Linked DNA regions of Mus musculus: regions 2 and 3 are each linked to region 1. A link is a loop called in an ENCODE intact Hi-C map of the cell type or tissue named here. Cell type or tissue: gastrocnemius. All regions are shown on one strand.

Region 1 (5,000 bases):
GCTGGGATCAAAGATGTGTGCCACCACTGCCAGGCTCAACAAGTGCTCTTAACTGGTGAGCCATCTTTCCAGCCCTGAACTTTGCATTTCTAATACTTCTTATTCTTTTTTGTTCTCAATAATCAAAAATGGCAACAGAAAAAGAACTTAAAAACAGAATAAAAACAAGCCAGGAACGTAACACAGGAATTTCTGGCAGAAAGATGTCTGTGAGACTCCTGAATGACTCCGTCCTGTGGTTCATTCAGGCTTCTTCAAATGATTTCATGCCAAGGTTTTTAAGTTACCTTCTCGTGAGCTTTCCTTTGTTCTGGGTCAAAGGGGTGGAGGACTTGAAGCCTGCAGATCTCACACATGTCCCCATGCAGGTAGACACAGGCATCTCCAAAGCGACACTCCCCAGCGGCAGCATAGGGGCACAACTGCGGCTCATTGCTGTAGGAGCTGCTGGCCTCCAAGTCATCCAGGCCAGTCCTGATGGCATCTAGGTAGGAATGGGGCTTCATCTCTGGGCTGGTCTGAGGGTCACTGCAGCCACCTGGATTATTCACTTTGCTTGGAGGAGTCTTATCTTCAGCCAGACCAGTGAGATCTCAACACAAAACACACACATACAAGTGAGATCTCAACACAAAATACACACACACACACACACACACACACACACACACACACACACACACACACACACACACACATGCTCAACCTGTCCTATCAACTAATAGCCCACACTAGGAATAGCTAGTGAAAAGCAGGCCCAAGAGCAACAACAGTACAGAGGCTAGAGGGTGGCCCAGGCAGTAGAACATTCGTGAACAGCAAAAGAAAATGTAGTCTTTTTATACAGAATACCAGATGGCAACATACAGACCACTTAATGCTAAAACCACCTCAAAACATGAAGGAACCAACAAGATGAACAGAACACAGGGGCTCCTTTGTAAATGCAAAAATCCTGAGACCTGAAGTCAGTGGGATTTTGCCCTGTCACACACGGCTGACATTGTCAGAGATGACCCACTGCATCAAGCTGATGATGTGTTTGCTAGGAGTAGAATGTGCCTATTCCGAGGGGAATAACCCCAAGAACTAGGAAACTTCCCAGCGAGGCCCAGCAGCTCAAAAGCCTTTTCCATTTGATGCCTTTTTTTCTCTCAAACCTGTTATGGGCCCAGACCTCATCCTTGTGCTATGTCTGAAGATGCTCTTGAAACCCCCAAAGTAGTCACTACCAGGACACAGCACCAAACAAGAAAGTGACACATGCCCACCATTAAAACACCCAGCTAGAAGTGAATAGTCGGTGACTCCTATGAAGAGGCAACTTCATGGGACAAAAGACTCCTCTGATGCTTTGCTGGGCTCAAAGTGGAGCTCAGCCAAGCTGTGGAGAGCCACCTCTGAAGCTCTGCAGCCTGTTTTCAGATCAACTCTAGACTCCTGGAGTGTCAGGAGTGTCGTGAGAAGGAGGCCTGAGAGCCCGAGAGCAGCACACCCAGAGGCAGCAAAAGCTGCACTTCACTCACTGCGGTCTCTGAGCACCAGCGTCTTCTTCTCCCGTTTTCCAGGTTCATTCGAATGTGTCCTCATAACAGATGTGGCAATGTCAGGAGAAGGGTGAGGACTATGCAGGCCTGAGGAGGGCGAAGGGTTGGGTGCAGGACCCACAGCTCCACCTGCTGCAGCTGGGGGCTTTGTATGATCATATCTGAACAAAACATAACAATGTGTCATGGCCATGCAGGCCCTAACACCTGCACCCTCCCCTCCCCTGCACCCCCAGCCACCAACAGCTGAACTCACTGAGGACCTGTTTCTGTACTCTCAACTGAAAGAGGCTATTGGGGCCATGTGTCCTGTTACCTATACCCACACCTGTATCCCAGTAGGACTGACAGAGACCCATCTACTGCCAAGGAAAGCCCTTGACACCCGTGCTACCATGACAGGCCCTTTGGTAGGAATCCTCAGGACACACTGATTGGGGGGGGGGGGGTGCATGAACAGGTGACCCACTCAAACTCTATCACTCTGCCAGACAGTGAGGACCAGATGGGCTCTGCTCACCAAAACATGGAGTACCTCACACTGTTCTAGCCTGGAGCAACAGAGCTCTGTGTGCATGAATGGCATAGCATCCACGCCAGAAGTCACCTGAGCATGAACCAGAAATGGCTTTCAAACCAATGGCATATCACCGTGTGACACACAAAACCAGTGAGGGTATTGTCTTGTAGCAGTGGGAAAGTCTAGGGTGTTCTATACAGGGTTTAAAGGTCAGACACAAATTATTAATATTCTAAATACAATTTTAAGTTAAAATCTCCCCATATTAAGGCCCATGATCAGGTAGGCATATGGCATACAGCTGTATTTCCACCATTGGAGATGGGGGCAGGAGACCAGAATTTAAAGCCAGCCTTGGCTACATATAAAGTTTGAAGTCAGCCTAGGCGGCATAAAACCCTGTCAACAAAAACCAAACAGCTCCAGTAACCACAGTCGTGGCAGCCTTGCCTGCAGCGTGCACCATAGGCGCAGTAGCCCTTCTGGTAGTATTTGCAGATGGTGGACGGCTTGCTGTTCGCCAAGTCATGTGAGAACAGGCACTGGCTGCCTTCGCGACATACGCCATGCATAAAATACCTGAGAAGCCAAGTACAGGAGAGATGAGTTATGCCTTGGAGGACTCACGAGCACTACACACCAAGCGCCCACAGTGCACTCATTTTCCATGATTTTGTAAGACCTAAGATCAGCTTTGTAGAAAAATTACCTCAAAAGTTTCTATCTTGAGGGGTTAAGAGCACTTGCTGCTTTTGCAAAGGACCCAGACTCTATTTCCAGCCTCTATACCACAGCTAACCACCATCTTCAACTCCAGGCTCAGGGGGATCTGATGCCCTCTTCTGGCCTCTTTAATCACTGCGTGCATGTGGTGCAAAGACATACATGCAAGACATACATACATTCATACACATAAAATGCTTTTCAAACCCTTCTATGGAGAAGCTCTTGCTTTATGTTGAATATGTAAGATATCAGTTTTATAACTGGAAAAACATGTCAGGAAAGAAAACCCGCCTCCCCATTCTCCTGGAGTTGTTAAAAAAAAATGACTGAGAAAGTCCCAGGCTCAGCCAAGTCCCCAAAGCCCTCTTCCTTTTCCTTGCCGTTTCACCTGTCCATGAAGACAACACATACTGCCTCACAATGCTGCTGTACTGATCCCCAAAGAAGACAGTGGCATTGGAAGTCACGAGTGATGCTGGGCATGGTGGCATTTACCTGAAATCCTAGCACTCTTAGGAGACTGGGGATTTAGCTCTATCGGTAGGGTGCTTGCCTAGCATGTGCTAAGCCATGAGTCCTACTCCTAGCACAGAATAAAGCAGATGTGGCAATGCATGCCTATAATTCAAGCACTAGGAGGTAAGAGCCAGAAGGATCAGAAATTCAAGGTCATCCTTAGATGCATAACAAATCTGAAGCTAGCCTGCACATGACACCTAGACTTAAAAAACAAATAAACAAACAAAAAACCAAGGCCAGCCAGGGATACACAGTGAGCCTTTGTCTCAAAAAACAAAACAAAGGAAAAAAAAAAAAGAAAAAGAAAAGGAAAAAGTGCACAAACCTCATGAAATGTATGTACATATGGGATATTATTCAGCCTTAAAAAGGAAAACATTTCCAACTCATGACATGAATGAGCCTTAAGGACATTGTGCCAACAGATTCATGTAAGGTACTTTGAATAGTTAAATTCACAGAAGCAGAAAGCAGAGCGACTGTTGGCAGTTAAGGGGGAAGACTGTGGGGTTCAGCATATTTGTCTAACATGTAGAGCTCCAGGGATTGCTTATATGACTAAATTATCACATTATCCAGTATCCTCCTGGGTTTCTACTCTTATGATGAACACCAGGACCAGAGCACTGTGAGTTAGAAAGGGTCTATTTCAGCTTTCAATTCCCAGGTCGCAGTCCATTACTGAGGGAACGCAAGGCAGAGATGCTGCTGACTGGTTTGCTCAGCCCAGTGAGCTGGATTCTCCCTCCCACACCAATTACTAGTCAAGAAAAAGCAATAACAGGCTTGCCTTCAGGTTAAGCTGGTGGAAGCATTCTCAACACTTCTCTTCCCATACAACTCTTCGCTTGTATTGACAACAAACTAACTAGTACACACAACATTCTTTTTTTTTTTTTAAAGCCATATACAGGATCTCATTTTGGTTAAAAATATCATAAACATAAACTAGTGAGCTAAGAGTGGTGATCCACCCAAGTATTTAATTGTCTAGGATAAGGGGCAATGGGAGAGGGAGAAGAGGGTGGAAGTAGACAGGGCTAAGCTCAATAAATATGCAAAGGGCAAAAGCTCTCAAAGCTGTTGATGCTGACCACAGGCTGCCGGAACCCAGGCATTTGACATTTTTCTTTTTACAGTACCTGCCCTTCCCAGTGTTTCTACTGTGAACATATTATATAACTGCCTTTGTAGTAACAGAAGGCTGACATCACTTTTAAATGAGTGGGTGCAGTGTGAACTGCTCCGCTCAGCACAGCTTTATTCAGGCTCCCCTGAGTGCAGCTCTTACTAAGGCCTATAAAGGACAGGACAAGTGGCGTTAGTCACACTGATGAAATCTTCCGAGTGAAGGCTGAAGGGTGGGGAAGCAGAGAGACAGGAGACACAGACACAGCTGAGGGAGGGCAGAGTTCTCAAGCTCATGTTAAGTGGAGATTGGAAGGTAGCTCTGTGTGGGGTGAGGCAGGGGCAGGCCTGCTGGGAGCCTTGACTGGAATCACACTACCAGAGCTCACCAGGTCACCTGGTCAGCAGCTGTAACACTGCTGGCTCAAAATGAGGTGCCCGGGAAGCTGAAAGGCACACGCTTAGGCTGGGATTTCTGGAGACTGCAGAACATTCCCTACTGTGGTACAGTCAGCCTGCAGGCACACACTGCAGGGACACACTGCAGGGACACGCTGCAG
Region 2 (5,000 bases), 180 kb before region 1:
CTAGGTCACTTCTGGGTGTTTCCTTGATTCCTTGTCTGAAATACGAGTATGATTCCCCCTAGGTCTTAGGGTCACTATGAGGAATATGAGGGAAGAGCTTAGAATACCAGTGGATAATCAGGAAGTGACAATTAAGAGTTGTCCCTTGGGACTTGTGGGAGCCTGGATGACAATATCTGAGAGTAGTCACATATACCCTACACACCCCACTCCCAGCCTTAAGTCACCACTAAATATTTATAACACCTGATACAGCACACACATCCCAACACCAGCTGTCACCTCACTGTCTATGTGAGGAATACAGACTAACTTCTTTCCCAGGTATTTTTGGTGTGGGCTGTTTAACAGGGCAGCAGGAGGATGACTGCACTGCCTTCCCTACAGCTAGAGAAGAGCAGCATCCAGCCAGGCAGGCCATGTAGCCCCTGCTTTGGCTGCTGTGCCCTGCTCTCCCTCAAACAGGCTGTCCACCTACCTTGCTCACTGAATTCACTGTCCTCGGTCTCCATCTGCTCTTCGTCATCACTGTCATGGTCATAGTTGGGGTCATGCTTCATGTACTGCAGGCAGAGGCTGGTCACATTGGGTACGTGAGGGTCCATCTCCTTGGGGCACCTGAGGGACAAGGAGGGGAGGCCTCACTGGAACTCAGCGTGGAAGAGCAGGGGTGGGGCCCCAAAACAAGTCAAGAGCTGTCACCCCATCCCCGCTAACTTCCCGTGGAGCTCCCCTGCCTTTTGTCTGGCGCAACTGCCACACTTACTTTCTTAGGAAGGCCTCAAAGGCCTGGAGGCAGGACTCTCTTAGCTCATCGTCATCCAGGTTGCAGAACTCCTCCACCATGGGCACCAGGCGGTCCAGGTGGGCCCCTGCAGAGCCAAAGAGTCACTGAAGCAGCCAGCCTTCCTCAGTCACCAGCTTCGCCTCAGCCCAGCCTTGCCTTTGCAGGGCAGGTTCAACTTAGAAGCTGGCTGGGGTGTAGCCTGGTTGCTATGTTATGGGGCTGTGGGCCACTTGCAAAGACGTCCTGACTCAGTCTACTGATGGTGATGGCATGGGAACCAATGAACAATGCAGGTAGAGCTAAGCTCTGGGCCCTGCAGGTTGGGCAAATGTGGTTGAGGCATAGTCAGGAATGTGCCTTATTCCTACACTAGGGTGTGAGCTGCAGATGTGAGAACAAGAGGGTCCTATGCCTGGTCCCCACCCACTACCTTGTAGTGACTGCCAGCCATACAATTATTTTCATTGCTACTTCATAACTGTAATCTTGCTAGATATGAATCATAATGTAAATATTTGTTTTCCAATGATCTTAGGTGACACCTATGAAAGAGTCATTTGATCCCCAAAGGGGTCTCAACCCCTTTAGCGCACACACACACACACACACACAAACACACACACACACACACGTTGCCTGCAGAGACCAAAAGAGGGTGTCAGATCTGTTGGAACTGAAATTACAGGCATTTGTTGGCAGCCTGATACTGGTGTTAGAATCTGAACTCTGGTCCTCATGTGCAGCAAATGCACTTAACCACTGACCCATCTCTCCAGCCCTAGACAGTCCTTTATAAACTTTTTTGGATCCTTGGGAACTCAGTTTCCTGCCCAACCAAACATGAACCCTAGAGGGTAGCCAGGAGTAGCTGCTAAAGACCACTGGCTCACCAGGATTTAGGAGGGCTGATTTATGCTACCTCCACGCACACTGTCTTGTTCTAATTTGCAACACCTAAGGTGTCTGTGGCTAACAGTTTACCTGATGAAGCCTGCGGTGGTGATCTGAGGAGAGGCAGAGATGGAAATGGGAATGGTGGGAATGCTGAGTGGGTTTCTTTTTCTTTCTTTTAAATTTTATGTCCATTGGTATTTTGCCTGCCTGTATGTCTGTGTGAGGGTGTCAGGTCCCCTGGAACTGAAATTACAGACAGCTGTGAGCTGCCATGTAGTTGCTGGAAATTGAACTTGGGTCCTCTGGAAGAACAGGCGATGTTCCCAACCACTGAGCCATCTCTCCAGCCTAATGATGAGTGTTTTGACTATGATGTGAGCTCACAACTGTATGCTGGTGTGTACTTTAAATAGTATGGCTTCTGTAGACCTATTATTTTCAATAAAAGATGAAAGATTCCAAACCTGGCTCCCAGGTTAAGGTGTGCCTGTCAAAGTAGAAGGCTGGAACACATTCTGAATAAGGGTTTCATATCATGACTTGCAAGGACTATCCCTAAGCCTCTAGGCCACAGAAGTCAGTCCCAGGAGACCACCCAAGAGGCAGAAGACTCAGAAAAGGAAAGCCAGTTTATGCTCCTGCTAGGAGCATATCCCCTACCTCCACCCATCAACGCTTTGGCCCTGCCCTCTCACCCAGGCGATGGCCTGCCTGACGGCCCACGCTGCCCAAGCACTGGATCAGGGTTCGAATGGCTGCAGGGCTGGCGGGTGCCCGTGGCCCAGGCAGCCGGTCCACCAGGTGGTCAGCAAGCTCCACGAAGAGGTCAGTGCTGCAGGCGGCTGCCAGATGACCAAGTGCGACAACAGTGCGCTTGCGCACAGCCAGGCGTGGGCTGCTCAGCTGGGGCAATAGGCAGTGCAGCAGGCTTGCATGGAAGGTGCCCAACGGGGCACCTAGCCTGGGGACAGGATGGGAGGGAATGTCAGGCCAGGCATTGCATTCAGGCAGTCAGGATCTGCATCCCCATCCTCTCTGTACCTCTTACCAATGATATTCAAAGACCCTTGGAAAGTGAAAAGGTACCTCTCCAACTGTGGGGGGTGACTCAACTGCTTATTATAGGGCAGCCAGTGGCACGAGACTGCCTTCTGAAGGCTCTGAAGTCAATAGTCTAAGTCCATGACCTGAGCCCAGGTGTCCATCCTCTCAGCTCAGGGAGGAGTGCAGTGGGCATGTGGGCTCCAGGGAGGATGCTCCGAACTCTTGGGAGCCTGAGGTTTGCCTCTATGCCCATCCCTGCAAGTCTATCCTCCTTACTGAGACTCGAGGGGAATAAAACCCAATAAACTTGATCACTAGGCTTAATCCTGCCATGGCTCCCCAGTGTCCTCTGGATAAACTGAGCTCTGAACGCAAGACAAGCGCCAGCCCTCATATAGTCTTCCCATGGGTGGAACCAGCTCTCGGTGGCCTCAGCTCCTCTCCCACAGTCAAATAGCTCTCAGTGACTCTGACCCCAGTGTCCTAAGGCTGTTCTCTTCCTGCTCTGCTGCCCTCCACGACCTCACTCTCCTGTGTCTGGCCCAGGTCACTCTGCTGCAGCCTTTACCTACTAATTCATCTGCCGTGTCACAGGTTCTATGCTAGAAGTCGGGCCATAAGGACAGACTCTGGCCCTTGAAGCCCGTGATTGAGGAGTGCCTTCCAAGCTCCACAAACTCAACACATAATCTCCTACTGCACCCTTCTGCTCCCGGAGCACCCCACCCCAATTCTCTCATCTCCTGGTTCCGGTCATCCTCTAGTCTCACCACCCCATCCTGCGGAGTCCACCTCTTCAGACAGCTCATGGAAGCCAAGCCAGGCTTAGGGGCACAGGCCTATAATCTCACCTGCTAGGAGGGCTAAGGTGGAAGGATTGCAGGTTTAAGGCCAATCTGGGTTACAGAGTGAGTTCAAGGCCTGCCTGAGCAACTCTGAGAGATGGAGTCTCAAAAATAAAATAGGACAAGGGCTAGAGACATAGATCAGTGGTAGAGTTCCTCCCCAGTATGAATAAAACCTAGGATTGTACAATCCTACCGCAAATGTAAAAACAAAGACACTCCTATCCAGCCCTGCTTGTCCAGACTACAGAAGGAAAGAGCAAAGGAAGACAGGGCTGTGTCCTGGGCCCTGCCCAGCCCTCCAGCCTCACTGCTGCACACCAGCTCCCACAATCAGCTCACCATGCACAAGCCTCGGCTCAAGTCTGTTAGGACCCAGAGCAGAGACTGCTTAGGTCACGATCACATGCTGCTGACACTGTATTAGGTCCCAGACTAACCCCTGAATGTTGCATACATATTCATCAATGGGCCCCTCTTCCCCTGAAGGTCACTCCTTCCTCCAAATACAAGAATCCTCCCCCCACCCCTGCCATCCTGGATCAGAGATGGCCTGATTACAAACACCAATTAAGGACAGCTGTCACCCACATGCCTCTCAACTCTGAAACCTTTAAGGGACCTCACTCTGCCATATAGGCCTAAACTCTGCTTAGAGCTCACCATGTTGGGTCCCCCCCACTCCCAAGATAGGGTCTCTTTGTGTAACAGCCCTGTCTGTCCTAGAACTTTCTTTGTTGAACAGGCTGGCCTTGAACTCATAGAGATCTGCCTGCCTCTGCCTCCGGAGTACTGGGACTAAAGATGTGCACCACCACACCTGGCCCTTTTAATCTTTTAATCAAAAAGGCAATCTGCATCAGTGTCCCCTTGACCCCCAAACCTGAACCCTTTCACAATCCTCTCCTGCCTCTGCCCTCTGTGATGACCTAGATCTGATGGGCCCATGAAGACTCAGCTCCAGTAAGATTCCCCTGCCTGGCAGCGGGGCTGGGCCTTTTCAGCTTGGGACCTATACCTGACCTAATCACTCTACTATAGTTGGCCAACCTGCCTGTGAATTCCTCCCCGGGAACAATGCAGTTGCACCAATATGCTAGCACCTAACCTTTCCTGCCCCTAGAACAAATGCACAAGTCACCGGAAACTTACTGACTGTGTGACCTTGGAGCTAATGACCTCCCAGAGCCAGTTCCATAGTATGACACTGCTTTCTTTGCAAGGCTGCTGGGTGACTAAGCACAGGACCTGGCATGCAGGCCACTCATCTCAATCTTGCCTGTCCCCATCTTTCTTGCCTAAAGTGGACTTGCTCACCTGCTCAGCATGTCAGAGAGGATGTCCAGGGCTTCCAGCTGCACAGCCACATCCTCCTGCTGGGCGATGGCACTGGTGAGTTGGCCTGTGATCTTTCGACACACATTGATAGC
Region 3 (5,000 bases), 160 kb before region 1:
GGGGGCTCCCACAGGGGTCCGCAGGGGGGGGGCAGGGGAGCAGAGGGGCGGCCGGGACAGGCTGAGACCCCTGAAAACGAGTCCCGAGCCCCCACAGGGCGCACCTGAAGTCTTTGTCGCTGGACGTCATCTTCTCCAGCAGGCTGGAGATGTAGAAGGCACCGGTACTCATGCTGGCTGCGCCGCGGGGTTGCGGGTCGAATCGAATATGGCGGCGCGGCCTCCCCTCCCCTCCACCACGCCCCCTCCCCCACCGGCCACGCCCCTTCTCTCTCTCTCTCTCTCTCTCTCTCTCTCTCTCTCTCTCTCTCTCTCTCTCTCTCTCTCTCTCTCTCTCTCTCTCTCTCTCTCTCTCTCTCTCTCTCTCTCTCTCTCTCTCTCTCTCTCTCTCTCTCTCTCTCTCTCTCTCTCTCTCTCTCTCTCTCTCTCTCTCTCTCCCCTCCTGTCCCGAGCAGGACTGAAGTAACGGGCCTGGCCCCCTCTCCTGGACAGCTCTGCTCAGCATGGGCACCAGCAGCTCACCACCCGGCCCTGACCACGCCTTCTCCCGATTGTGCCTTGAAGACCCCTTGACTTTGCTCTCTCAATGGCACTCATGCAAACAGGGACATGGGATGGCAATTCCAGATTCTACCAGGTTCCACACAGCCAAAGAACCTGAGATGAATTAAGGACGGACTTCAGGTTCCCAAAGCCGAGAGCAATAGCTGTTCCCTAAAGTTGATCACAGTTTTCCCCAGTTAGGAGGTGTGTGTGTGTGTGTGTGTGTGTGTGTGCGCGCGCGCGCGCGTAGATCTTTAGGGGGACTCTTTAAACTGGAAAGGAAGTGTCGCTTCAAATCTCTGCTACCTAGCTTGGGGAGTCACACAACCTCTGCTGGCTATTTTTAGTTACTCAAAGGAATAAAAGAAACCTTTATCTTTCTTGCTTTGTTTTGTTTTTTCTTTTTTGTTTTTGTTTTTGTTTTTTGAGACAAGGTTTCTCTGTATAGTAATTGCTGCCCTGAAACTCACTTTGTAGACCAGGCTAGCCTCAAACTCAGAGACCTGCCTGCCTCTTTCTCCCAGGTATTGAGATTAAAGGCATGCACCAAGACCCTGGTTAAGAAAGTTTTATCTTAAATGTATTAAAATTTCTGTTTTGGTTCTTCTCTACCACAGAGCCACACCCTCAGGTTGGTAAAAGGAAATCTAGGGGGCTGGGGTGTCTCATACCTGCAATTCCAGAACTTGGCAGGTGAAGGCAGGAAGGCAGGAGGATCAAAATTTCAACCTTGGCTACATAGATCCTGTCTTTAGAAAAAAAGATAAAGAAAGGAAGGATTTAAATGAGACATCTGCTACATCTTTGATTTCCGACTCCTAATCCAACTTCTCTTCCTCTAGATGACTGAACAGTGGCTACAAAGTCCCAAGCCTTGGAGGCTAGGGACCTCTACATTTCTCCTAGTCTTCTTGCTCCTGTCTCGCTCACACCTATGTGGCCATCCCAGAAGAAAGTCATTGTTTCATGAATGAGAAGGGGAGACAGCCCTTCAGGGGACTGTGAATACTCCCAGGGAGAAATATAGCAATCACTTGGCACCTTAGGCAGTTATTTAGTAAATGACAGTGGAGACAAAATTGGAATTTTTTACATTTTATCATTATTATTTATTTGTATTTTGTATCTAGGAGTTTCTTGCTCACATACACATATGTATATGTGTGTGTATATATATATATATATATATATATATATATATATATATATATGTGTGTGTGTGTGTGTATGTATGTATGCGTATGTATATATGTATATATATGTGTGTATATATGTATGTGTGTATATGTATATGTATATATATGTGTGTGTATATATATATGTGTGTGTATATATATATATGTGTGTGTATATATATATATATATATATATATATATATATTGCAGTACCCATGAAGGACAGAAGAGGGCAATAGACTCCAAGAAACTGTAGTTACCCACTGTTGTGAGCTGTCACATGCATACTGGGACCCCAGGACCTGTGCAAGAGCAATAAATGGTTTTAACTACTGAGCCATCTCTCCAGCCCCCTTTTTCATTTTTTATAACAATAGACTGATTTGGGTAAAGGTTGCTATTTCACTCCTCTGGTAAACCCTGTTTACAGTTCAGAGTTTCAGATCTTACTCCTTGAGCACTTAGTGGGACTCTGGAAGCCTGCATGTGTTGAATGAAAGCATGCGTTTTCTAACTGTAGAGTGCATCATCTTACATTGGATTTGTATTCCAATCAAACTTTTTAAAGTAATTTAAAGGTTTGTCTTATTTTATGTATATGAATGTTTAGCTTGCATGTATGTCTGTGTACCATGTGAATGCAGTACCCGAAGAGGCCAGAGGAGGGCGTCAGATCCCCTGGAACTAGAGTTATAGACGGTTGTGAACCACCATGTGGGTGCTGAGAATTGAACCCAGGTCCTCTGCAAGAGTAACAAGTGCTCAGGGCTGGCGAGATGGCTCAGTGGGTAAGAGCACTGACTGTTCTTCTGAAGGTCCTGAGTTCAAATTCCAGTAACCACATGGTGGCTCACAACCACCCGTAATGAGATTTGATGCCCTCTTCTGGTGTGTTTGAAGTCAGCTACAGTGTACTTATGTAAAATAATAAATAAATCTCTGGGCCTGAGCAAGCAGGGTTGACCGGTGTGAGCAGAGGTCCTAAAATTCAATTCCCAACAACCACATAGAAGGCTCACAACCATCTGTACAGCTACAGTGTACTCTCATACATAAAATAAATTAATAAATAAATCTTTTTTTAAAAGAAGAATAACAAGTGCTCTAAACCACTGAGCCATCCTTCTACCCATAATTAATTAACTAGTTAATTTTGGTTTCTCAAGACAGGGTGGGCTGGAGAGATGGCTCAGCGGTTAAGAGCACTGACTGCCCTTCTGAAGGTCCTGAGTTCAAATCCCAGCAACCACATGGTGGCTCACAACCATCTGTAATGAGATCTGAGATCTGATGCCCTCTTATGGGGGTGTCTGAAGACATCTACTGTGTACTTACATATAATAAATAAATGAATCTTATAAAAAAACCAAAAGACAGAGTTTCTCTGTGTAGCCTTGGCTGTCCTGTACTCACTCTGTAGGCTAGGCTGGAGTCAAACTCAGAGATCTGCCTGCCTCTACCCCTGCCCCTGCCCCTGCCCCTGGCCCTGCCTCTGCTTCTTGAGTGCTGGGCTTAAAGGTGTGCAACACCACCGCCCAACAGTAAAATCTATTCATTTTATGTGTTACAAAATTTAAATTTCCATCATCATTCTTCCTTCGAGACTGTTTTTAATGGAACTTCTGGGTGTTCAATAGCCATGCTTAAAGATTGAAATCAATAGTATAAAGAGACAAAAAGGACAGCCAGTATTCTGCCCCTGCCCTCCAAAGTCTGTTAGGTCTCAAGACAAGAGAAGAGTTTGACACCTCAAAAAGGGTTCTAAATAAAACACCACTAAGTGTGCTGCTGTGAATAAGAAATGTCTCCCATGGCCTGAGGCATTAACACACTTGGTCCTCAGTTAGTAACCCGCTTGGGGAAGCTTAGGAGGTGCAGTCTTGATGGAGACAGTATGTCGGGAGGGGTGGACTTTGACAGAGCACAGTTTCTCTGAAAGATGTGACAGCTGAACTTCCTGCTCTTCTTGCCAGACCTGCTGTCACTTTCCAGCCAGGATGGACTCTTGTCCCTCTGGGACCGTAAAGCCAAACAAACCCTCACTTCTATTAGTTGCCTAGGTCATGGTGTTTTAACACAGCAACAGAGGCCTAGTTAAGATCGAGGTCACAGGGCTAAACCTACAGCTGGAGACTCTGGGGATCAAACTGTATCCAATAGCAGGTGACTGACTTTGACCTGTGGGAAAGTCAGAAACTCATCCTCCTGGAACTATTTTCCATTCTTTGTTGCCTATGTGGCGACACCATGATGAGTGCTGTAGAATTTGATGGTGACTAGGTGTGCTTCTACCCCTGATGTCTCAACCCTGAAGATTCCAAACTTCCTACTGGTAAAAGGCACATGCGGAGCCTAGAGTTTTGAGGCACAAGAAGGAGCTATTGAAAGAGGTCTGCTAGCCCAAGGACTGGGGGGAGGGGGGGTCCTCTGGAATCTGAACACAGTCCTCAGCCTGCTTCTAGCCCGGGCTGCACCTGAAGAAACTTGCTAGCCATTGAGGAATGTGTTCCAGAATGGTTACAGTCCATCATGCCAGCAGGAGCCTATCAGCCAGGAAGCAAAGAGACCACATTTCATATGCACAGGAAGCAGAGAGCCCTCCTCCTTCTCAATAACCAAGGTTCTATGGTGTATTCAAAGATGCTTTGGGCCGCCGCTCTCCAACGCCAGCGCCGCTTCTGGCTTGCCGAGCTCCAGCCAAAGGAGAAGGGGGGTAAGTAAGGAGGTGTCCATACCGTGGCTCGCACAAAGCAGACTGCTCGCAAATCCACCGGTGGTAAAGCACCCAGGAAACAACTGGCTACAAAAGCCGCTCGCAAGAGTGCGCCCTCTACTGGAGGGGTGAAGAAACCTCATCGTTACAGGCCTGGTACTGTGGTACTCCGTGAAATCAGATGCTATCAGAAGTCCCCTGAACTTCTGATCCGCAAGCTCCCCTTTCAGCGTCTGGTTCGAGAAATCGCTCAGGACTTCAAAACAGATCTGTGCTTCCAGAGTGCAGCTATTGGTGCTTTGCAGGAAGCAAGTCAGGCTTATCTGGTTGGCCTTTTTGAAGATACCAATCTGTGTGCTATCCATGCCAAAAGTGTAACAATTATGCCAAAAGATATCCAGCTAGCACTCCGCATACTCAGAGAACGTGCATAAGAGTCCACTATGAGGGGAAACATTTCATTGTCAAAAAAAAAATGGTTTTCCTCTTCTTCCTGTTATCAGTAGTTCTGAATGTTAGATATTTTTTCCATGGGGTCAAAGGTACCTAAGTATATGATTGCGAGTGG

Evidence for each region. Peaks named below come from ENCODE experiments on the same cell type or tissue, not always from the same donor. Only the 100,000 strongest peaks of a DNase experiment are listed, where the experiment ranks them.
Region 2: it touches region 1 in a loop (1.9-fold over the local background); 9 of 42 quality-filtered maps call a loop at or near these places.
Region 3: it touches region 1 in a loop (2.0-fold over the local background); 7 of 42 quality-filtered maps call a loop at or near these places.

The regions. Positions count from the first base shown.
Region 1 is chr6:115,607,227-115,612,226 of GRCm38, reverse strand. It overlaps Mkrn2 (makorin, ring finger protein, 2), which reads right to left. Exons shown (of 8, transcript NM_023290.3): 2 at 2,518-2,646; 3 at 1,527-1,708; 4 at 288-592. Among named protein-coding and RNA genes, the nearest start is that of Mkrn2, 7.8 kb to the right of the region's middle. In gastrocnemius, a CTCF peak has its summit at 2,923 (motif pointing left); a DNase peak (open chromatin) is centred at 2,906; H3K27ac peaks cover 715 bases.
Region 2 is chr6:115,782,748-115,787,747 of GRCm38, reverse strand. It overlaps Cand2 (cullin-associated and neddylation-dissociated 2 (putative)), which reads right to left. Exons shown (of 15, transcript NM_025958.2): 4 at 4,888-5,000; 5 at 2,377-2,642; 6 at 767-872; 7 at 479-618. Among named protein-coding and RNA genes, the nearest start is that of Mir7660, 9.6 kb to the right of the region's middle. In gastrocnemius, no CTCF peak of the experiment used is centred here; no DNase peak of the experiment used is centred here; H3K27ac peaks cover 1,242 bases.
Region 3 is chr6:115,769,783-115,774,782 of GRCm38, reverse strand. Gm44180 reads left to right here and starts at 3,967. Exons shown (of 2, transcript XM_030255690.1): 1 at 3,967-3,991; 2 at 4,442-4,869. The coding sequence starts at 3,967. The coding sequence ends at 4,866. Cand2 (cullin-associated and neddylation-dissociated 2 (putative)) reads right to left here and starts at 226. Exons shown (of 15, transcript NM_025958.2): 1 at 105-226. The coding sequence starts at 172. In gastrocnemius, CTCF peaks have their summits at 1,960 (motif pointing right), 4,361 and 4,561 (motif pointing left); DNase peaks (open chromatin) are centred at 136 and 509; H3K4me3 peaks cover 1,007 bases; H3K27ac peaks cover 1,189 bases.